2 separate regions of the Homo sapiens genome follow, and region 2 is linked to region 1. A link is a contact called in ENCODE Hi-C or POLR2A ChIA-PET data. All regions are on one chromosome and are shown on one strand. The core of a region is the stretch at or near the end of the contact, and the rest is flanking DNA. Distances in the headings are between cores, read along the strand shown. Region 1 has its middle 64 kb from the start of LINC01900. Region 2 has its middle 55 kb from the start of GATA6-AS1.

The links. Hi-C counts contacts between places; a loop is a spot of excess contacts on that map. ChIA-PET counts read pairs that join two places held with the same protein, here RNA polymerase II (POLR2A). Pooled maps may share reads with other maps.
Region 2: a loop to region 1 is called in a pooled map, with 4 times the contacts of the local background. The contact joins two enhancer-like sites. A Hi-C loop is called at or near these places in 1 of 168 maps with a recorded cell type or tissue (endothelial cell of hepatic sinusoid) and 1 of 50 pooled maps. POLR2A ChIA-PET finds 5 or more read pairs at or near these places in 1 of 52 experiments (HCT116).

The regions. Positions count from the first base shown.
Region 1 is chr18:22,043,291-22,045,918 of GRCh38, reverse strand. It overlaps the pseudogene RNU7-17P. Among named protein-coding and RNA genes, the nearest start is that of LINC01900, 64 kb to the right of the region's middle. Within about 2 kb of position 1,303, at least 6 of the 41 ENCODE cell types and tissues checked have a DNase peak (open chromatin) inside an H3K27ac peak, as active enhancers do.
Region 2 is chr18:22,112,325-22,114,952 of GRCh38, reverse strand. No RefSeq gene overlaps it. Among named protein-coding and RNA genes, the nearest start is that of GATA6-AS1, 55 kb to the left of the region's middle. Within about 2 kb of position 1,337, at least 3 of the 41 ENCODE cell types and tissues checked have a DNase peak (open chromatin) inside an H3K27ac peak, as active enhancers do.

The DNA.
Region 1 (2,628 bases), core at 54-2,553:
TAAAAGAACCGGTAACATGGCACAGTCCTCCCTGCAAGCCCCCAGGGGAAGATCTTAATGGCAGAGACTTCTTTCTCCACAGCCATGGTGAGACAGACAACCCTGGCCCACAGGGGGCCATTTTTTCATGGGATTTGTGGCAACTGTGCTGTTCATGCTGGCGTGGGGAACACTGGCTCAGTCTCTCATCAAAGGCTCCCACGTGGGACCTTCACTCATGGCTCCCCACCCAGGGGTCCCACTAGGGGTTAAACCTAGGGGTTCCTCCTCTAGAGCAAGGACACTGAGCCACTTTTCTCCTCCTTCCCGTTGTACTGTCTCTTATTGGTGATTTTTTTTTTTTAATTTATGATTTTCGGCCCAGCCGGTTGTTAGCCTGCTGTGTTTGGAAAAGGTAGATGATTAAACCTCCTGGCCAGGTGTAAATGCAACCTTTGTCATCTGGAGGCTGGGAGAATTACCTTGTTGAGCTGCAGCCTCTCTGTGGCTCCACATTTTCTGCTTGAAGCAGAACCTCTCCCAGGCTAAGGTCTACAAGTCTTAGGCCTACCATTGGATTGCCCTGCTCTGAGTGAGCCCAGCCCAGAAGCCAGAGATCACAGATGTCCCCACATGGCCACAAAAGCTCTGAATAGACCCTAAAATTTGGAGGTGGAGAATCAAGCACCTGTCTCTCTCTCTCTCTCTCTCTCTCTCTCTTTCTTTCTCTCCTCTTTCTCTCTCCCTCTCAAGGGAATTTTTACTAGGTAAATAATAAAAATATGTAATCATTGACTAGGCCTTTAAACCTGACCTGAAGGTACGTTTGCATTTCTGTTGCCAATAGAGATTCCCACTAGTCCCTTACTCTGCCTCAATAGCCACCTCTCAGAGTCTACTTGTCCACTTGGCTACTGGGATGTTCAGCCCCAGAGAGCTACAGCCATGCAGAGAGGAGAGAACCAGCCCGAAGGCTGCAGCTCAGGGAGGTCACTTAGAGAAATGGGTTTACAAACCCCTTCCCTTAAGGAAGCCCTACAGTTGGCCACAAACCCTGACCACAGGTCTGTGAGAGGGAGAGGCCAAGCCAGGACTGACTCCCTGTGCTGTGAAATTGTGAACCCAGAGGACAAGAAGTTCTGGATCTGCGTGGAAGGCATCAGCAGCCCAGTGTCCTGGAGCATCAGCCAGAAGCCTTGTGTTGACTTTGTAAGGCTGAGTTCTCACCAATAGACTCATGCTTCAGGAAGGCTATTTCTGAACAAACAGCATGCAGCAAGTGAGCTCTTTGTGCCTCTTCCCAACGCACTGAGCTTGGCCCCTGCTCAAGGTGAGCTGAAGGCAGCAAAACCTGTTCTCAAGTTGCTTTCATTGGTCAAAGTCCTTTCCTAGGTGTTGGGTGGCTCTTGTTGAATTTTGGTGCCATTTGGGAAGATAAGTAAAAATCGACTTGAGCCTTCTCTGTAGGCAGTAAATAAATGTTTGTCAAAGACCAAATGACTAACTCAATAAGTCAATTAGCGTGTGTGTAGTGAGCGTCTCCCCCCGCCCCTGAGCCCAGCCCTAAATAACACGCTGTGAGAGGCTCACAGACACCCCAGCAGCAGTAGCAAATTGGGAGGTGGGGGGACAAAACTAACATCCCTGGGATCATTCAAAAACAACCCTATGCTAAATGACTAAATTTGCTTTAACTTTGACCAGTTTTGCTCTTTGCAATGTATGTGACAGATGACATGGCTCTGTGAAGTTTTCAAAGGCTTTTGGCTGAAAGCAACACCATTTTAACCAGCAAGAGGATAGAGACATGCCCAGCAATGGCAGGCTCATTTAATATGCAAGCAAAGAAGGAGACTTCAGCCTGGGTTGGAGTCCTCTCATGGATGGCAGGATGCAGATTAAGTGGCAGATTAAGTGAGGAGGAGAAAGGTTTATCTCAGCCAGTGCAGGAATGCAGGGTCAGGAAGAGACTGGGGACTGGAGACAGCTCTAAAAACTGCATTGAGGGGTTTCCTTTCGGGTGCAGTGAGAAATAAGTATGCCGAGTCAGAAGGAAGAACCCCCTGCAGGGCCTCGAGGTCACTCACGTTTCTCTAACTGAGGATGGGCATCCCTGAAGAGGTGCATTTGGAAGACTGGGCCACACAGGACCATCTGCAGAACGTATCGCAGAGGAGCAGGATCAGCCCGGGAGATGGAACTTGATGGAGAGAGGAAAGGAAGAGTCAATCTTAGAGATATTTTGAAGAAGCAAAAGATAGAATGTGTGACAGGCAGGTTGTTGGAGCCAGTGGCAAGAGAACAGGGGAAGCTGCCCTGACTATCCTGAGAGATATGAGACAGGATAAACAGAACCAGGATAGATGGGAAGGGACAACCATAAGCAGAAGCGGCACTTCATCAGAGTCTACTGAACTCAGAGCTGGGTGTCCTCTGAGCAGCCACAATTCCCAGGCCCTTCTTTCTCTTTTATTTTTTAAATCTTTCTTTTTTATTTATTCGTTTTTATTTTTTTGGGGGGGGGCACTTTCCAGTAAAAAGCAGAAAGCATGCTAGACAAATTCAAAAAGAGCTGTAACACTCAAGACCTCCTTATCTGCGGCCTTAGCATCTTCTTTTCTCCTCGTTCTCAATTTGGCTTCATTTTGC
Region 2 (2,628 bases), core at 88-2,587, 69 kb before region 1:
GATGGTGTGTGCCTGTAGTCCCAGCTATTTGGGAGGCCAAGGTAGGTGGATTGCTTGAGCCCAGGAGTTCGAGGCTGCAGTGAGCCATGATTGTGCCACTGCACTCCAGCCTGGGTGACAAAGCAAGAACCTGTCTCAAAGAAAAAAAAAAGAGAGAGAGAGAAAGAAAAAGAAAGAAGGAAAGAAAGCAAGAAAGACAGAGAAAGAGGGAAGGAAGGAAAGAAGAAGGAAGGAGGGAGGGAAGGAAGGAAGGAAGGAAGGAAAGAAAGAAAAAAGAAAGGAGGGAAATACTGGCACCACAGGCCCTGCAGGAAGAATCCCCAGTGCTGCTCCTGGTTTGTCAGAATATCTTCCTGTCATTGGTGTATGTGTCACCAGGTATGCAGGATGCTGAGTTCTGTTTCCAAACACCTTCACCTTCCTTGCTGGGCAGCTTGCAGATAAGGGAGGTGGATAAGATGAGATATGTTTTTTATTTGGGTAAACTCCAATAAAATTAATGAAAGGAAAGAGAGGCCCTGGAGTTTGGCGTCAGAAAGAAATAGTCTGTCAGAATCATCTTTTTCTGTTTCCAGTTCATCAACGGAATGGTAAAATCCCTGAGATTTTGAGCTTTCCAGAGGGTTCTAACAGGCAGAGTTGAGAACCACTGATCTATACCTACCAAATAGGAATCATCCTATTAATAAGGCTTTTATAGATACTTGATGAAAGAGCACTAAAGCGGTCCATATGCCTTGATTTATTCAAATAGCTACTATCTGGAAACTCACTCCCAACCTTTGGGCCACTGTGGTGAAGAGGCAGCTGTCCCAGTGGGGTACTGAGCACCCACCTCCTCCCTTCCCTTGAATGTGTTGAAAGTGGACTCTGGCCAAACGAGGAAAGATGTCTCAGAAAAACACCACCACACCAGGGAGATTAGAAGAAGAGAAGGGCATTTGCCTCCCATCCCTGACCCCCTTGACTGGGGCTGATTATTATGGGATGACACCATGTGTACAGGTTGTAGGTCTTTCACAGAGAACCCATCATTTGGAGCTACAGACTTTTCCCTTTCTAGGTTACTTCCTGAGTGGGGTTTCAGATGACCCACCAGGCAAAGAAACCTCAGGATTTCATTCTCCTTTTTTGGTGTATTTTTTCCTCCTAAGCTTAATGACAAAAGTCCAGATAATTATTGTGATCTTCTGTAGACCCCAGGGAAACCAGGTACTACTTAACCCTGCAGAGAGAATGAGCCACCACGTCCCACAAAGCCACGTGCCCTCTCAGCGCTTCTCTGCTGGAAGCAGCTTCCCCAGCCTCAGGCTGCATGCCCAGAGCGCCCTGGACGGATGACCCAGGGGTGAGGCAGGTCACCCTGGCGCAGGGCCACCTCCAGGGTGTTCATGACAGGCAGGAAACACTGCAGGAATCCGGTCTCTTCACTACTGGGCTCAGCTCTTCACCCACTATCTTTTTATTGTTTAGCTATACTCATAGTTTGTTGTTGTTGTTGTTGTTGTTGTTGCTTGTTGTTTCATTCACTCACCTAAATCAAGGAGGCCCAAATGTTCCAGATAACTCTAGATAACATAAGTGTGGCAGCAGTTCATACACAGTAAGCCATAGCAGAGTGAAGAAAATGCCTCCAGCAGAACAGTCGTGGATCTCAGACAGATGGGGAAATTCCCAACTTATTTATAAAGCAGGTATACACACATACAATACTAAAGATCAGGTAAACACGAGCCTAGAAACCTTCTAATCCTTGGTGGAAATAGAAACTGCTGAAGATATACACCTGAAGAGAAGTTAGTTTGATGCATAATGTTAACCCCAGACATGTATTTAAAAGTATAACAGGCTGGGCGTGGTGGCTCACACCTGTAATCCCAACACTTTGTGTGGCCGAGGCAGGCAGATAATGAGTTCAGGAGTTTGAGACCAGCCTGGCCAACATAGTGAAACCCTGTCTCTACTGAATATACAAAAATCAGCCTGGCGTGGTGGCACCCGCCTGTAATCCCAGCTACGCAGGAGGCTGTGGCAGGAGAATCACTTGAACCTGGGATGCGGAGGTTGTGGTGAGCCGAGATCGCACCACTGCACTCCAGCCTGGGCAACAGAGCAAGACTCTGTATCCAAAAAAAAAAAAAAAAAAGTATAACAAAGGAGGCAGCCATATTTGTTTATAGAAAAATATGCCAAAGCTCTACTTATGTAAAAATGTGTTTTTAAAACAACCAAATATATGTTAAAACTGACAAGTACTTTTATGGCTAAGATCCACATGAATGGACAACATTTCATTATTTCCTTTCCCTGCCTCCTGGGCCTTGCCCATCTCACCTAACGCTGGTGATAGAGTTTTGGATATATACAATGTGATTCACTCAACATTTACTGAGGACCTACATAGGCAATAGTTTTATGCCTTGAAAACAATTTGAGACGTATTCAATTCAACCCCATCTGAGGACATTGAGGGTAGGAGAAATGCCTGTGTCCCCAGGTTCACCCCACAAAATGCTGACGCTTTTGTCAGCATTCTGCCTTGTCAGCAGGGTGATATGAAGGATCACAGACCTCAGAGCCGGGCAGGCCCGTATTCAAATCCTGCTCTATAGTTCACCATCTTCATGC